2 separate regions of the Mus musculus genome follow, and region 2 is linked to region 1. Evidence: chromatin loops called from intact Hi-C (ENCODE). Cell type or tissue: left cerebral cortex. All regions are shown on one strand. Each heading gives the region's core, and the rest is flanking DNA. Links, peaks and the distances in the headings are about the cores only.

Region 1 (9,459 bases), core at 3,429-5,928:
AGCACATCTGAAAATAACTGAATATAAACATGAGGTTGTCCCTATTTGTTTTAAACACCCTCTTCATTTTATGGCAATACCTATATGAGGGTATTTGCTTTGATAAATGCCATAGAAAATATTCTGCTCTTGATTATGAATAAATTTACATTTATGTAGACACTGTGTACGCATTCATTTTACTTAACATGCTGGTGAATGCTCAAAATATTATACCATGAGAAAATAAACTGCATCCCACTGTTGTTAACTGTCTGCCTTGACAGCACAAAACAAGGGCAGGCAGACAATGTGAGACCCTGTTCTGAACGTCCCCATGTGCCTTGCTGCTCAGCACAGCATGTGGATCTGGGAAGTGACAGTTCGGGTTACTTCAGTCACGTCACCGAAAAGCTAAAAAGTGGACAAAGTTGATTTTCAAAAGCTAAGAAATAGTGAAGCCCACACTGTTTTCAAAATAGCTGTACACATGAAGACTGTTCAGTCTCAATTGCTTGGAAGCAACCAAGATTAAACAGAACTTGTTGAAACTTGGCATTTTATCAGGAGGTAAGTGGTGTTAAAACGTTCCGTTCCTAAGGCGATTTTTAGGATACACTGTGCAGTCAATCAAAATCCACTTTAATAGCCTAGAGTTTTTAATTTTGTTATAACTTGAAAACTAAGTACCAGTGACTTAGTGGTCTGTTCCCTTGAGTTTTAATTCAGATTTTCTTACTGCTTAACCCAAGGCAAGTGTACACCTCAACTTCTTCTTTTTTTTTTTTTTTTCAGGACAAAAATTAGGGCATTAAATGTAATGGTTTTTAATGTCTTTTTGAGAGAACTAAAATTCTGTGATGCTGAAAAAGTATCCCCAAATAATTACAATATGTGTCGTCTTGATGTCCTTGTGCCTTAAAGGTTGTCGTGAAGGCAAAGTTGCTCATTCTCTTTTTAATTCCACCATATTTATCGGGGCAGAAAAATACCCTAGCACATTTTTCAGGAAGTATCCAACTAAAAGTTTTTCTGTTTGTTTGTTTTAACTTAACTCAGTTAAGCAGTAAATTAAATGAAGCACGACATTTTAGGTTCATCCCGGTTAATTGATGGATTATTGTATATTTCACAGTCTCAATATAATAAGTAGCTCTCAAGGTCATTAGATAAGTGGCGGAGAGCAGGTGTTCAACAAGGCATAGTGCCCTTTATGGATTGTTTTAGTGCGTTGACTAAGTGCTTGGGAACAGAACATGCAGACACCAAAGCCCTCCAGTGGCCTTTGAAATAGAGGAAGATCCACCGGGGATTTGAACCCGTGGGATGCAGATCAAACACATAGGCCACAGAGCTATTCCATGTCACTCCACTTAATGCTTTCCCGAGACTGGGCTATAAGCCCTCCAGATGCAGAAAAGTTGCACCTTCCCGAGTCCTCTGTGCAGAGTGCAGACAGTACCTGCTGGAGAGAAGGCGCTGCAAACACAGCTTGCGTGGGAATGGATGAGCAACTACCAACTGCAGTCACTCAGGAAAGAGCCTGGGACTCTGAATACTACTCCATGGTTTCGTGTAGAATGTTGGTATTGGAGATGTGCGCTCCCGCGGCCTGAACTCTGCATGCACTGATGTTTGTGTTGAAGTTTGTTAGGTCTTAATGGTTCCTAATAAATTCAGTAATTTAACAGCTATGGAAAGATGGTATTAATGCAGGCAGGGGATACTATTTGAAAATACTGTTTGTCACGTGATGAATGCTAAATAATGGAAATGGTGAGGTTGACTTTGTGTGTGTGCGCATGCGTGCGGGCGTGTGCGTGCACACGATTGTGTCTGTGTAGGAGCAGGCATGTGTGCATGCATGTGGAGCCCTGTGATCAGTGACATCTGCCTTCTCTTTCTCTTGACTTTATCTTTGGAAATTGACTCTTTCCTGGTAGAAGCCCTCAGGCCTCGCCTGTTGTCTAGACTGTTCAGCAAGCTCCAGAGATCCTCCCCAAAGTACCAGGGTTAGAGACGTGCAATACCAAGCCACCTTTCTATTGGGTGCCGGAGATCTGAACTCAGAACCTCATGTTCACATAGTGGGCACTTTACCAGACAATCTCTCTCCCTAAGTCTTAGGCTCCACTTCTCGGGTAAAAGACCAGTTGTAGCAATTGTGAAGGGTTTTTTATTTATCTGTTTGTTTGTTTATATTTTTCCTTCATCCTTTAAAATACCCTACATTCCCTTGGACCCTGCTTATCTGAAAACAAAATACTAGGAAAAAAAATAAGAATGCTATCTTTACTAGTTCCTAATAGTGATTATTTCAAAAATTGTCTCGGTAATTAGATTATATACACATTTTGTTGTACCAAGAAAAGGCTGTTTAGATCAGAAGTTACAGAGCTATTGAGGATGGTAGCACAACACTGTGAGCTTTGTTTTCAAGTGTCTGTGATTGACTAAAAACTAGGAAATAGGTCGAAGCAGCTTACTACCTCGCGGGCTTTCACAGTCCTCTCTGTTTTATAAAGATGTCTTCAATCAATCCAGTTATTTATTTATTTTCCTAAGTCAGAATTTCAATCAGCGTTAGACCAATCAGATGCAAGTTTAAGAAGAGTCCTCTAGATGCCAAAGCTGAGATCAAGTTGCGAGACTTTCAGCAGCTGCTTACACCCCTGTCTGACTGGCCAGAAAGAGCATCTCAGCCACTCCAAGCTGCTGCTTCGCCCAGCAACCAGTTTGCAGGTTTCCGATGCCCGTCCAGGGAACAGTCCTCCCAAAGAGGACATTGTATTTATTTTAGAAAGCATCATAAAATTCTCAAAGGAAGGCCAATTTTAGTTTATGCTCCATTTAAATAAATGCAATAGTATATGTCACATAGCATAGTGTTCCTCTGGAGAGAGGTAACGGGGAAAGTCCTGGACTGTGAGCACAAATGAGAGAGAAAATGGTAGCAATCAGAATTAAGTCTCACGTTGTGATCGGTTTAAGAAGCATATACTGCCATGTGCTTTGATCTAAGAGATAAAAACCTGAAAGTACAAATGAACATATTCCCTCTCTTTGAGAAACGGGGTGGACTTCCGACAGGTTTGCTTTGATAGCTCAGACACCACACATGGCCCACTTCCTGGATCATTTCTGAGACTTGTAGCATGCAGGTTACAGGCTTGTATTCTCACAATGAAATGTTCTGGCAGCTGGTTCTTGGGCCAGAGGTGGTTTCTTGCAGCAGGGTTTGGCCACACGGCTCGCCGATTCAGCCTGATTGGCCACACGGCTAGCCGATTCAGCCTGATTGGCCACACGGCTAGCCGATTCAGCCTGATTGGCATAAGCTCCATCTTGAAGAGCACTAGAGTTCTTCTTTTGCATGTATCTGTGTGTCCTGCATCAGAAACTCAAGGGAAACCCACAGAGTCTGCCTAGGCGTCTACTGTAATGCAGCTGTGTCCATAGATGATGAGCACACTTGTCTGGAACATGCTCGAGCTCATGAGAAGCCATTCTGAAGACATGGGTTACTGCTGCCTTTCCCCTCCCCCTCTGTGTGTATGTGGGAGGGGGAAATGTGTGTATGCACTCATACAGAGATCAGAGGTCAGCTGTGGACACCATCCCTCATATGCTATCCACCTTGCTTTTTATTGACTTAATTATTCATCTCTACCCAACCCCCTTTGTGTGTGTTGTGTGTGTGTGTGTGTGTGTGTGTGCACGCATGTGTCTTGTATGTGTGGGAATGTGGTCGGGTCATGTGTGCTTTCCACTTTATTTTGCAGACAGGTTCTCTGAGTTTGCATTTTTCTCCTACTGGCTACCCCGTGTCTGCTCTGAATGCTGGGGATACTGGAGAAGTTTGTCTGGGATCCAGACTCAGGTCCTGTGGCTTGCGACACAGCTGCTTAACTCACTAAGCCATGTGCCACAGAGTCACCTGGTTAGTTTTGAAAGAGTTCTCTCACTCTCCTGGAGCTGCTCTCGAGTCTAATGTGGATCTCTAGGCTGTAACATAGGCCAGTTCTTCCTGCACCCTGGGTCATTTTGTGCTTATTAGAAGATGAACTCTCAGGTCTTCAAAAACAATCTAATTAAATGTTGTCCTTCATTATAGAAACAAACATAGTTGGGGGCAGCAGAGGGAATCTTATTTTAGTGGAATCCAGAGCTCCCCCTGTGAGTTGCTTCTCTTCACCATTCATGTAAGCTTTGAGAGCCAGGCCTGAAGTGCTTTTCTCTGTCCCGGCTTAGGTGTGTACCGGTGGGGGCTGCACAACAAGTGAGCCCAGCCAGGCCCTAATGGAGGAGACGATTCCAGAAGGTGTGCCAGCCCCCAGAGCTCACTCCTACTCACCAGACTCCTTTAACATCTCCTGGACAGAGCCTGAGTATCCGAATGGTGAGTGAACTCTTTTAGCCTGAAGTTAAAAACATGATTAGCAAAAGTAAATTAATATTCTAAATGGCAGCTTATATGTGGTACTTAATTTTTAATGATCATTTTAGCACATAAAATACCTGAGATACTATCCCTGTAGTTAGGGAGAGTGAGCTTTTTAAGCTAACATGCAGTTTTGGTGGCTCAAAAGTGCTCCCTCTTGATGGCTCTTGTGTACTGCACGCCACTGTTTAGTGAGCGCTAGGAGAGAGGACAGGGACAAATGCAGACTCTGGGAGAATGTAGCTTTGAGAGTGACTTTGTCTTTAGTGACTTTCCCTTTTCAGCGGCCATGAGCTCTTCCTTGGAGAAGTAGAGAGGTGGGGAGGCCGTGTACACAGGGTGTTTCAAATGCTTTTGAGTTAATAAATTTATTTGAAAAGAGGCCACTCAGAACTCATATTCCTTAGAATGCTATTTATAAATATTTCAACATGGAGATTTAGACAATATATGCATTAAACATGCATATACTTCTACTTAACTTAAGGTGCACTGTGTTCATATGTGATGTAGGTGTCCTTGTGCTGTTAGAGAGTTAAGAGCGATCCAGTTAAACACCTCGAAAACAAAGTCTCATTGCAAAGACATTTAATAGGGTTTCTCAGACGCTGATCTATTTATAACGGTTATTGGAGATATTGTTAAAATTTATTAAACATAGAATTTCTGTTTAGCTCTGGCAGAATGAACAGTCGATCAAACCATGTCTCTCTTTGTGACAAAAATCAAAATACATTACTATTGTAGAAACTGCTGTTAAATAACTCAGTGCTAAAAATAGAAGTGGCTTCTGCAAGCATAGCCAGAAAGAATAAAGCAAGACAAAAACCTTGTAGTTTTATCAGATTGACTCATGTTTACTATGAATTAATTACACTATTTCCTCTTAATTAAACTTTTAGCCAGTGAAATAGCTATCTTTGAGGTAATGGAAAGAATTGTGGTAATTAGAAGGAGTGATTCTTTCTGCTACTGAAGAGTTGAAGCTACTCTTGTATGGTTTCAACTTTCTTAATAAAAATAAATGATATCTATAGAATACTATATTAAGCAGCCAAAATCCTTGTCACACTTCTGACTCCACAAAGAAATCTGTCTAGTCCGTGAGTGTCAGTGAAATGTTACTGGTTTGTTCTGATTGGATGGTTGCTAACCTGCTAACCTGCTAACCTGGTTTGCAGCGAGCAGGGCTGTCTTCCAGCCAGGTAGTTGTCACTCAGTCTTCTCCTGCCCTGTGCTCCTCCTGGCTTGCCTGCCCTTTTCTCATTTTTGAGGGTCTTCACTTTATATTCTGTTCATGTGCAAAGCATTTGTTAAATATATCCAGTGAGCAAGAAACAAGAAAAATTTGGATAACACATTTATGATAGCATAATATGTTTAATCTCATTAGAACTTTCTATACTTTTATAGTGGGGCAATGATTAAAGGGGTTGTAGAGATTTCTCAGTGGTAAAGACCACGCCTGCTCTTCTAGAAGACCTTATAGGTTAGCCACAATGTCCTTCCTTGAGTTTAGCATCCCCTCTTATCTTGACCACATGTTCTTCCAATGCCTTCCTCGTGACACCTACATCATTTGACCTGAACTTAATGATATTTAATTATCTGTCCAGCACTGCCACAGGTGACCAAATACATGAGTCATCCCAGTAGGAAGTCTGAATAAGTGATATGACTCTTGTTAGGGTCCAAACTTGGTTTATGCACTTGTAAATTGTGATAACTGCCCTTGCAGGCCCCATATCACTGTAGCAAAGAGACATTTTCAAATGATGCTGAGTGTTATTTTTCAAACTGGACTACTGGAACCTTGTTGACAATACTGATTTAAGAATTTGATTCTCAGGCTCCACCCCAGGGGTTTAGACAAGTGTCAGAGAGGATGCTGGGAAATGTTAATAAACTTACCCTGCTGACATTTCTCCTTGGGGCACTGCATTAGTTACTTGTGTCCTTGCTGAGACACAAATCTCAGGAGAGCAGCTTGCAGAGAGAAGGCTTCATTTTGAGCACAGTTCCAGGGACTCGTTTTTCATGGTACGCGATGGTCATGACAGTGGGAGCTAGAGGCAGCTGGAGGTGAACAGCCACACTCAGCTCCTTTCTCTTCGGATCTAGTCTGAGACTCCAGCCCGTGGAAGAATGGCACTCACAATTAGGGGGATTTGCCCCATGTCAATTAATACAATCTTGATCTTCTCTCCCAGGCATGCCCAGAGGCTACACTGATCTATGTAACTCCTCACAGCCCAGAGACTTCCCATATAGGCAACTCCAGAGCCCATCACACTGACAATGCAAATGAGCCATCCCAGGTTCCAATTGCCACCTTCACTGCTTTCTGTCCCATCTGAAACCCAGCATGTCCTCATTGGTTTTTCATCCTGTCCCCTGTCTCTCTTATGTCACATGCCACCCAGCGACACCACCCACTTTTACTAGCCCCAAACCTTGGCTTTTACCCATGGTCACTCTTGACTTCATTGTATCCTCTGATTTCTCTTGCAGGAATGTCAAAATGAACTTGAGGTATCCAGTTATATGCACAGTCAAAAGCAGAGTACAGATCTCTCTATATTTTTTATTCAATCCAGGGCCTAGTCCACTAAATCACAGCACCCATATTCTTGGTGGGTCTTCCTACATCAATTAACCCAATTAAGAAAATTCCCACAGGCAATGCCATCTACACAATTCCTCAATGAGTTTATTTTCACAACCAACCAAGATTAAGTTGACAATTAAAACTAGGCAAAACACACGTCAAAATAGTTGTACTCCTGTAAGAATTTAACAATCTGTTACTAAAGACTTACACAGAGTACCATGAAGATGGGCAGGATCATGAATCAGAAGCTATGAAGGCAAGTTTACTTGGGTCCATGCTTATGTAGCCTCCATATATAACTCAAGACTACCTACCTAGGGAATGGTATCGCTCACAATGGGCTGCTCCCTTATACATCATTTAACAGTCAAAACAAGAGCTCATAAGAGATGCCCATGGGACACTCCAATCAGGGTAAACCCTCAGTTAAGACCCTCTTCTCCAGTGACTCTAGACTATGTCAAGTTGACAGTTAAAGCTAAGTATGATAGTATTTTAATTCCAAAAATTAGCCCATGAAATTTACAATATCCCCATGTACAGATGTAGAAAATTAGATTAATAAGAATTAAACAATTTGATTACTCAAAATCTAGACAGCTAATTAAGAAGGAAGGTGGTATGAAAATTTTTTTTCTGTGAATAGAAGAAACTCATGATTTTTCCCTCAGTCTACCTCTAGCTTTTGCAGACTTATCCTCAGCATAAGGTTCCAACCAGACCTATGAAAGTAACAGCAAAAGTTTCTCACTCTTTGCTTTTCTTTTTTATTATTTTTATTAGGTATTTTCCTCATTTACATTTCCAATGCTATCCCAAAAGTCCCCCATACCCTCCCCCCCACTCCCCTACCCACCTGCTCCCACTTTTTGCCCCTGGCGTTCCCCTGTTCCCCTGGGGCATATAAAGTTTTCATGACCAATGGGCCTCTCTTTCCAGTGATGGCCAACTAGGCCATCTTTTGATACATATGCAGCTAGAGACAAGAGCTCCGGGGTACTGGTTAGTTCCTATTGTTGTTCCACCTATAGGGTTGCAGATCTCTTTAGCTCCTTGGGTAATTTCTCTAGCTCCTCCATTGGGGGCCCTAGGATCCATCCAATAGCTGACTGTACTCACTTACTCTTAATATCCTATGGGCAAAATTCAAATGCTTACATGTCTGTTGTGATTTTTTTTTCTGGGATTAAGGAAATAATTGTGTATTTTCTTAATATTTCATTCAGAAATAGCTATTTTCCATAACCAAATATAATTGTATTTTCCTTCCTGCTAGTGCTCAGTTTTAACAGGTGCAATGGATCCCAGAATTCAGTGAGCCACTTAGGGAAACTGCTTGACAGTTTGGAACAAACCTTGGTTAACTTTTATGAAACACCTCCCATCAATTTGTCAGGTAGAATTTCCCAAGCACAGCCTTTTTTAGACTCTGTCGATGCCATTTTTAGGCAAGCATAACAGTAATAAGGCATCTTCTACAGTGTGGGAGCTTCTCTCTCTCTCTTCCTTTTTAATTGAAGGATCAAGTATGCACATAGGGAGGTATCTGCCACACTCAATAAATATCTAAACCTTGGGGGCATCATGCAGTTGATATTCTTTTTGCCAAACCTCACTGACAAACACACACACACACACACACACAAATAGGTTTGGAGCATCGATATTCGCTGTGTGTGTTATTTTTATGGCACACGGACACATTGTTGTTTAATTTCTACAGTAAACATAATTCTTCAGTGTAAATAGAGATACCTTGTATTAAATTTACATTGTGTTGTATTGAATTTCCTTGCTTACATATGACAACCCATTGAGCACCTTAGGAAATACAACTTGACATGGCATGATGAAGAGGCAGGAAGATCTATACCCCAGTGGGTATGCTTTACCGGCAATTATGATTCAGCTTGCCTGCTAAATTAAACACCTTAAAAATTCTATCATCCTGGAGACAGATGACAAACTCCAAAGTGCATTACATTAGCCAGCCAATGAAAATTAAGGACTCATTTTGCAAGTTTTCATTGAAGAACAGTCTGTGGAGCTGGATTAAATAACTGACTCTCTCTCTCTCTCTCTCTCATCCTTCCTCTCTCCCTATTCTCTATTTTTCTCTCTCTTTCTCTCTCTGTGTTTATGAATGCACACACACACACACAGAGAGAGAGAGAGAGAGAGAGAGAGAGAGAGAGAGAGAGAGAGAGAGAAACAATTATAGTTTTGTGTGGCTATCTTACTGATTAGTACCCAAAAAGATTAAACAAGGAAAGGCACAGAGAATCTTATGGAAGTGATAGTGGTGTGCCCCTAGTCTTTTGGTTTTAAGTGTCCACACCCTTCTTTGCCCTCCTCCATGTCTTCAAGGCAGTGGGGGAAACGGATATACAGAGTCCATGACCTAGGATGCTGTGTATCCTATTGAGTC
Region 2 (9,459 bases), core at 3,712-6,211, 1.2 Mb before region 1:
GCTAAGCAACTCTCCAGCAAGAAGACCTTCATTTAGTGCTAGAGTTGCTTGCTAGAAGAGTTATAAAACTCCAGAGGGCGGTGGCAACTCCACACCACGAAGTAAATAACAGCAGCCATTTAATTACGCACGTTGCGGAGCGTGAGTGGTGGGTCTCGTGAGGTCTTTCATCCTCCAAGGTTGTGCTCCGGGCGCCTTTGCTCCCTTGCTTCTGGGTTGGCCTATAATTCATCTGTGGATGATTTGCAACGCTGAGAGAGCTCACCTATCTCTGTGCTCTTACGGAAAGGCAAAATATCCTCAGGAAAAATGCTGCCTCGCCAAGGAAGCATACAGATAGTAAAGACCGTCAAAACACACAGGAAGGGCTAAATCCGGATAAGGAAGGATGTAATTCCTTGAGCTGGAATTTAGACCGCAGACAAGGATTCTTGCAGGAACACTAAGTTTCCTGCCCTGTGGGAGGTCCGAAGCAAACCTCTGGGACCAGACTGCCTTCAAAGGCTGAGCTCTGAGTTTCCTTTAATACCTGGCATCTTTGGTCTCTTTTGCGGAAGTCTAAGTTCTCTCGAAGAAAATCCTCGCTTACCAGAGGTTCAGCTTTATGGATGACTGAACAGTGGAGGTAAAAGAAAAGATTTAAGAACTGGCAGGGTTGTGAAAGCCAGCGTGTATGAGCGGGGGCGGGGTGGGGTGGGGAGGAGAGAAGGAGGAAACCTCTTTTAGAGGCAGAGACGCTATCCCCAGCATCCCCCAAGCAGCTTGTAGATGGGTTTCTTCTGTCTTTTCATTTCTTAGGTACTCTGAGCCTGGTGCTTAGTGATTTCGCCCACACTGCTGCAATGGAGTCACTAGGCTGTAGGGGGAGCTCCTGCCTCCTTGGTGAATTCCGAAGGCTTGGAAGCTGCTTCCAAAAGCATTTAATAGGTGGCAGGGCCTCAGAGGCCCACAGCTGTCCCCTGTCAGAAACGCCCTTTGCTGCTCTGCTCTCTTGGAGAATTCCATTTCTTTCATGTTGGGCTAAAGCAGCCTGAGACGTCTTAAGGTGAAACTCAAACAGTTTAACAGTTACTCATGAGGGTCAGGTCGATGGGGGTTGGATGGAAAGGGGAACAGAGAGCTATGGTTTTAATGGGGCTAAATTTCTCTTGTGGGGAGATGGGAAAGTTCCAGAGACTCATAGTGGGAATGGCGGTCACACTACAAGATGAATATGCTCAATACCACGAAGAGTGTGTGCAAAAAATGGCAAAATGGTAGATTTTTATGGTTCATGTTACCGCAGTCACAAATGTGGAATCGAAGAGACTCAAAGTCTAAACATGTTGGTGGATTAAAATACCGGACTCCTGAAGCAAGGCTATGCTAGCACGCTTAGGGACAACTTTGGAGGCTTGCAGATGGGGTTGAACCTCTGCAGTCAAGCATCCTGCAAACTGAGCCTCTGTGGGAAACACTCTTGGAGAAAGCCGAAACTGCAAATGGGGAACCTGAGCCCTTCAACACGCCTGTGTAAGGCTCTGCCTCCTTATGTGTGTGCATGCAGTACAGGTATGTGTGTATGCATGTTTGAGTGTGTGCGAACACAGATACACGTGTGTGTTTACACGTGGAAGCTCACTATGGATGTCCAGAATCATCTCTAATCACTCTTACACCCTAGTCAATGAGACAGGATATCTCAATCAAACCCAGAGCTGGCTGATATGGATTGTCCCTCTAGGCAACTAGCTCTGGCGCTCTGTTTCCATATTCCAGGACTGATATTACATGTGAGCCCTCATACCTCCGAGTCACTTACGTGGGCTCTGGGGATCTGAATTTCCATCCTTAAGCTTGTATGGCAAGATCCTAACCACTGAGCCATCTCCTTAGCTCTGCTCTCCGTGTCTGTAGCTCAGCTTCCTATACCATAATCTCCTTAAGTATCCTTCCCTAAGCCCCACCAGGACAACAGAATGACTAAGCTTCAGATGTGAATGTGGGTCAGCTAATGCAAAGAGAAGTCAAGTTTCTTTGCAAGGTGGTCAGTGATAAACGGTAGGTAGCGAAACCAGGGAGCAAAGCTGAGGGAAACCAGGGCCCAGAGCAGAACTGTACCCCAATACTGTGCCTCTGTAAACCAGAAGCATGCTCTCAGAAGATAACCCTCAGCCTCAGACCCAGGTTAATGAGGCAGCTCTACTCACTCTTGTATCTGCTTATATTACTCTCACTGATAAGTAGAACCATGCGTGTCAAGGCCTTTGGTCACAGAAATCTTACATTAGTAAGCCTTGGGGCTGCACACTTGGCTCCGGCTTGGAAGGTGTTGGGGTTTCCTAGACACAGAAGATTCCTGTGATACAACCCTCTACCCTTAGCTCCCTCTGGGTTACCCTAAGAACAGGTACCATGGCTCTATTTCATGTTCTTTGCCCTAAAGGCAACCCGGCAAGACCTCTAACATGTGCACCTGGCACTAAACCAGACCTGAAACGGGGGCTGCTAAGACCTGCTGAGAACGGAGAGGAAGAGGAAATTTGAGGATATTCATCCTCCTCTATCGGGCCTCCCCTCTCTTGTTTTGAACTGTCCAGTTCACAAATTGACCAATCACATTCCCACCCCCACACCCCTGCATTCTAGCCTGCCACACTCACCCAAGGAGAAGTTCTCTGTAGGTACTTGGCAGTTCTAGAGAACACAGGCTTAAATAAGAAGTAGCCTGGAGCACTGCAAAGACCTAACAAGACAGAAATACTTGATTCTACTTCCAGCCCAGCCCCCATTGCACCTTGACCTTCAGTGGGTCACTTAGACAGAATCTTTTGTTCACTCATCCATTCGTTCCTTTGTTTGTTTTGTTACAGTGACTCACAATGTAGCCCAGGCGAGCCTAGAATTCACTATCTTCCTGCCCCAACTTCTCCAGTGAGATTAAAGGCATGTGCCACATGTAAATGTGCAGAGTAAATCTTTCAAGTGTGTTTTGTTGTTGCCAGTGTTTGGTTTTGTTTTTCTTTTTTGAGACAAAGTATCACCCGGTAGGAGGCCAGGCTAGGCTTTTTTTTCTTTATCCTCCCTCCCGAATGGCAGGATGATGGTATGTATTCCCATGCTGGGTTTGAATGTTGTTTTGTAGTCAGATAACAGATACAGACAATTGTTGGGATCACAGTGAGAAAATTTTGTCAGCTTTTCTAGAAAACTGTCTGAGGAAAATGCACACCACAGCGCCTGGAGATTATTCTCCTTTGACCCCCAGCAGTGTCAAAACTTTGGGAATTATCACTATAAATATGCAGTGGCTGGCCTCTAGGTACTGTGTCCTCTGTCCACCTCACACTGTGATGTTCCTATCAAGGTGTCCTGTGACTGCAGATGGAGTCCTTAGCTTCTCTAAGCTCAGATTTAAATGCTGCTCAGATTCAAATCCATCTCTTCCTCCTACTGAGCTCTGTCACCAAAGCCCATTGGCTGGGAGGAAGCTCTCGGGGCTGTGCTGCCTGCTCTGAGAAGCCCTGATCTCCTTGCTACCTCTGAGCTGTCCGCTTGCTGCCTGAGGAGTGAGTTCTTTCTGTCAGGTCAGTTATCTCTCAGGACCACAGCTCTGATTGCATCTGACATTGCTACAGAGTAGAGGTTGCTTCCACCGTAGTATCTTGAACACTCAAAAGGCTCTGAACTTGTCGGAGGAGCAGACAGATGGTGCTCAGAGACTCCTCGGAGCTCTCTCCTACCCCATGCGTGTCCTAGCCTCCGCTGACACTCCAGTACCTTCCACCATGTTCTCAGTTAAAAGGATACTGATGAGAAGGTGACTCAGTGGTCCCTCTGATGAGCTAAGATTCATTTCCCAGACCCACAAGATATAGAAGGAGGGAACTGACTCTGGCAATTTGTTCTCCATGTGTATGTACATAGTGCCCCAACACCCACAAATAGAATCTAAAATAAGAGACATGCCTTATTAGTCTAGTATATAAACAGTCTTCTTAGGTCAGATGGGTGGCTCATACCTGTACTCCTACCACTGGGGAGGCTGAGGCAGGAGGATTGTTGAGAGCTGTAGGCTAGCCTGTGCCACATAGTGAGTTTCTAGGCCAGCCTAGACTGCATAGTAAGATCTTGACTCAACACCTCAGAAGTAAATCACCTCAAATATACAAAAGCTGCAGCTAAGTTCATGTTATACGGGACATTTTAATGAGTTTTTGAGACATTTTTGAACCCTTTACCTTTGGCAATACCAGTTAACTGTTTTGTGGGTTTTGAGTTGTTTCTTACACACCCAGGGAAGTCCATGAGAACAGCTACCATGCTGTATTTTGTAATCAGTGAACCCTAGAGTTTAGGGTGGCACATGAATGATAGCTACAATCTGTAAGACTTGGAGAGGGGAGAAAAAAAACCTTCAGAAGTACGCATCTTATAGAGTCTTAAGAACTAGAGCTGCCCAAAGAATGCTCTTAATCACGCTATCCAACTTTCCTCTCCTTTAGATCACAATACTCAATGTGGAGGAGGGAAGGGCAATCCTGAGCTTTCATTGGGCATCTCAGCAAACTACCTTGGTCTGACAGCTCTAGAAATTCTATTTCGTTCTTTTCTGTGTCCCCAGAGGCAGTTCCGTATAAGGTGGCATCGACACACAACTCCAGAGAATGCAGCTGATTACACACCAAACTTTATTAACCAAAACACAGAGGGTTTACATGACAGAAGCAACTAAAGGGAGAGAGGGCTTATTCTGGATCATAGTTTGAGAAGACAGTCTGTCACGGGTTGGGGGAGGCATGGAGACCAGGAGTGAGGCTGCTGGTCACAGTACATCTGCAGTTGAAAAGCAGAGAGAGGTTTGTGTTAGCCTGCTTTCTCTTTCTTATTCTGATCAGGGACCTAAACATGTAATGTTACCATCCACACGGCAGGGGGCGCGCTTCCTACCTCAGCTATCCAATCTGCATGCTCCCTCACAGACATGCCCAGGGGATTGCAATCTAGGTAATTTTAAATCCCGTTGAGCTGCAAATCTATATTAATTGTCATAGTCACCCATTTTGGGTTTTCTTCTGGGTTAAAACACAGCCGACACATGTCCACCATAGAAAGGAACACACAGAGTGAAGTCATTTCTGCACACGATCTCCCCCACAGCACAGCAAGACCCACTGAGGGATAGCTTTAAATTTTCGCTGATAACACTCTCAGGCTAACCCAGTGCCTGCCATGACAGGAGTACTACACTTGTTTATGAGTGGGAGAAGAACAACGGCATAGCGGACTGTCCTTCAAAGCTGTGCTGCAGCGTGTGGGACCTTCTAATCCTCTCATCTCCCAGATTCGATTGGCACAAGAGGAGGTAAGGATCATTAGAGTGACGGGCATGCCTGCAAGAGCATCGCCCGCTCTGCCCTACCCATACACTTAGGTTTAACAAGGGAAGGAAGTGTGAGAAAGTGCCCGAGGAACACGATGTGCAAACGGAGAAGGAGAAGATTAAGATGAAGGAGGCTGTTTTCTGGCATGAAGACCTGTGCTCTAAGTGTGGTTGTTTATTACGAATGTTGGATGCACCAAATGCATTATCCAACCTTCAAAATGAATAATTTACAGTGGGCGCTCTGCACTGGGTTTGAAGGCAGCAGGGTGATCCTGGAAAACAGGCCTGAGAGTGCATCTCAGGTCGAGTGGGGGTTGGGAGTGGATTTTCAATGTGAGTCTGCTGATGCAGATTCTGACTGTGAATCTAGATGCGAATTCTAGATGTCAGGCAGCCCCCACAGAGCACCCCTTTGTTTGAATTGTGATGTCATACATTACGGCCACTGTATCTTTTATCCAGGTACACAGGCTGATGTAACCTCCAGCTGAACCCTCTGATGTCATGAGCCAAAATGGATTCTTTCTACCTTAAATTGTCTCAATTAGATATCTGTTCACATAATATGACACTTTTCTATAAGAATCTCATAATATATATGGAATTATACATAATATCATCACAGAAAAAATTAGTATGTATTAAATGCATTTTCTTAATTTTAAAAAATGATTTAATTTTGTTAGTAATTTATTTGTGTGGAGGGACACTTGTGCATGATTTATGCATGTGTGACATGTGCACAAGTCTAGGTGAAGAGGCCAGAGAAGAATATTCGATGCTTGGCTGTATAACTCTTCTCCTTATTCTTCTGAGACAGTGTCTCTTACTGAACTTGGAGCCTGAATTCTCTGCCTAGATGGCTGGACAGCAAGTCCCGTCTAGTCTTCTGTCTCCACCCTGACCGGTGCTAGGGTTATAGAAATGTGCAGGTAGGTCTGGGTGTGTTGAAACTTGGGTCCTCGTGCCTAAGCAGGACACATTTTCATATAATAAACCACCTCCCAAACCATCTTAATGCTTCTAATTAGACATTTGTAAGAAGATCAAGTGATGGAATGCACTTCAGGCTAAGCACCACATACATGGTAGCATGAGTGTGGGTGGGAAGCCCGGGGAGTCTTTTTAAACTTTGTCAATATGAGAAGGAAAACACTCATGCAAAATAAAAGCTGGGGAGCTGAGAATGAGGCTCAGTTGGTAGAGTGCCTGCCTAGCACGAAATAAGCCCTGGGTTGAGCCAGGTGTGGTGGTGCACGCCTTTAGTCCCAACACTCAGGAGGCAGAGGCAGGCGGATTTCTGAGTTCAAGGCCAGCCTGATCTTCAATATGAGTTTCCAGGACAGCCAGGGCTACACAGAGAAACTCTGTCTCGAAAACAAAAAACAAACAAACAAAAAAAAATTAAATTGGTTTAATGCTTAGCACGACGTAAACTGTGCATGGTGGCATATACCTGTAATTCCAGCATGGAGATGAAGGCAGGTGAATCATGAGTTCGAAGCCATGCCTGGCTACATAGTGAGCAGCCTAACTCTGTCTCAAGAGATAACAATGTTGAAGTAGCTGAAAATGGTATTCTTAATAACTCCCATTAAATAGAGGTCTAATGCACGATGAGAATTCTTGTAAGAACTATACAACTAGGACTCCAATTCAAATTCCCCAAGGACTAAGCTATTATTCTCTTTAAAGTTATTGTGTATGTGTGCATTAGTGTTTTCCCTGTATGTTTGCCTTTGTATGAGGTACATGCATACAGTATTGCCAGAGGCCAGAAGAGGGCGTCAGATACCCTGGGACTGGAGTTACAGCCAGTCCTGAGCCAGTATGGTATCTAGGCTGGGTTCTTTTTAGTAGTGTGCAACCAGGGCTTTTAATCACTGAGCCATCTCTTCACCCAGGAAGATCACCGTTATTGGGACATAGATGTTCGAAGTAGAGAAACTAGTAGTTTTTTTTTTAGCACCTCTTCTTCAGAGAAGATACGGTTAGGAAACAGGAAATTTAAGGTCAGCCTTTAGATGAACTCAAAAGGCAAAAACCACCTTGATTGTGCAGGTCAGCCCTACTTTAAAAGTCTTGCTCCTCACCCAGTCCAAATATGTGTATATTTGGGGAGTTCCACCATCCTTGATAAAACCATAAGCCCTGGTTCCCGGCATCCCTCAGCGTTGCTTATTTTTACTGATCAGTTTTGGAAACATTTAATGAGAACAGGATGATACGCAAAGCAGCCATGGTGGAGAATTTTAAGAGTGGACATTTAAAAATTTTTGTCTTCAAGGCAATTTTCAAATATGAAAAGGTATAAAAAGAGATAAAAACTGGGAGCAGAGTGAGGTGCGGGCAAGGAGCAGAAGCGCTGAGTAAGATCTAGGCAACTTCTCGCTTCCAAATCGGAACCCTTGGCTCAGGCACGGGCCACTTTTAACTACTGTCTGAGTGTACAGCCCAAGACAACTTTTACCAAAAAGCCTGGGGCAGACAGACTGGGTGGGCTGCTGCTAAATCCACAAACCCCATGTCTGGCCCATCAATCCAGGGTGTTGTGTCTTCCCAAGATATCTCAGACACAACTGTGTTGGCAAGCAGGCTGCATATCTAAGTTGGAACCATGGGCTGGCTTGACTGCTATCTCCAGGGTGAGCCATCTTCTCACCTTTTCCCCTCTCTGCCTTTGCAAACACCAGGTTCTCCTCTCAGCAGCTAAGGGATGCTTTCTTTCCGCACTTTCCTGCTAACCTCCGTGGGCTTTCTGAGCTCCAGGCCTCCTGAGCGGAGGGGGACAGAAGCAAGTGTAGACAAGATTGATCTGCCAAGTTCTGAGTCTCTGAGAGTTAGTCCTCGCAAGGCTCTTTCCCCAGGCCTGCTGAGTATACAGGAGAGTGAACACAAGGCTTTTATGTTCTTCCCATCAGTCCTGTTTTTGAAAATTAGTGTATCATGGCAGTTTTTCTTGTTTTTGTTTGTACCTAAAATTTCATCTCAGTGAAATGAGTAAAAATCTTGTCTTCAATGATCTTGACGTAAAAACACACTGTGTCTCTTCTGCTCAGCAACAGTGGGCCGAGAACTTGGAAGAATACGAAATGTAGGAAATAAATTGATAGGGGACCGAGGAGAGGGGTAGTGGTTAAATAATTTACTGTGCAAGCATAACTTCAGAGTCCTAGAAACTTACATAATAGCCAGTGGGCATGGCAGCCTGATTATAATCCCAGCCTGGGAAGATGGAGACAGGGAGCTCTCTGAGAGAGCAATCTGGGTAGCAAGACTAGCCATATCAGTGAGCTCTGGGTTTGATTGAGTGACCCTGCCTCGATGAGTTGGGGTGGAAGAGCTAGGAAGGAAGATTCCTAACATTGATTTCATGCCTGCACATTCATATGTAACCCTAACATGGAAACATGCACATGCCTTCACACGTATGTACACATACCCTGCACACACACACACACACACACACACACACACACACAGAGAGACAGAGAGAGAGAGAGAGAGAGAGAAGGAGAGAGAGAAAACAAAAACAAAATAACAAAAATCTAGAGAGACGAAACGCATGCAAAATACATCCTGTTGTTCTTGAGGGATCTGCGTGGAGAGGCCAGTGGATGGGTGTGGCAACACGAGAAATAGTCCCATGCGCACACCCACGTGGCAAGAGCAATGTTCAGGAGACTAAACCTGCTTCATACAGATTCTGAAAGAGCAGGACCAGAATAATAAGCCTCACAATAGCAATCACTGAAGTGGGCATTGCTTATTAAGTGCTCTCTGGGAGGAGAATGGCCCTGGGTGTTCTCTAAGCCTCTGATCTGCTGCTCATCACCACCCTGCTGTCTAGCATTTTCTTATCTCTTTCCCAAAGCCAAGTCTCCGAGTGGTTGACTCACCTGTCCACAGTTATCTTGTGAACATTTGTGCTCATGTCTTTGTGAGTTCACCATGTTGAGTATGTCTCACCTGGGCCTGATTCAACACTTTCCCTGGAGGCGACATTTTGGAGAGTCGAGAGGGCCAGTAACATCCACTGGACATTGGTGAGGCAGGCACTAGGTCCCTTCTAACCTTCAGCCACATCAAGCTAG

The links. Hi-C counts contacts between places; a loop is a spot of excess contacts. Peaks named below come from ENCODE experiments on the same cell type or tissue, not always from the same donor. Only the 100,000 strongest peaks of a DNase experiment are listed, where the experiment ranks them.
Region 2: a loop joins it to region 1, with 2.4 times the contacts of the local background. A loop is called at or near these places in 4 of 42 quality-filtered maps.

Annotation. Positions count from the first base shown.
Region 1 is chr1:188,629,351-188,638,809 of GRCm38, forward strand. It overlaps Ush2a (usherin), which reads left to right. Exons shown (of 71, transcript NM_021408.3): 34 at 4,231-4,378. Among named protein-coding and RNA genes, the nearest start is that of Gm25095, 11 kb to the left of the region's middle. In left cerebral cortex, for the core only: a CTCF peak has its summit at 4,570; DNase peaks (open chromatin) are centred at 4,311 and 4,572.
Region 2 is chr1:187,447,472-187,456,930 of GRCm38, forward strand. Gm37896 (a long non-coding RNA gene) reads left to right here and starts at 399. Exons shown (of 3, transcript XR_865841.3): 1 at 399-625. In left cerebral cortex, for the core only: a CTCF peak has its summit at 4,918; a DNase peak (open chromatin) is centred at 4,927.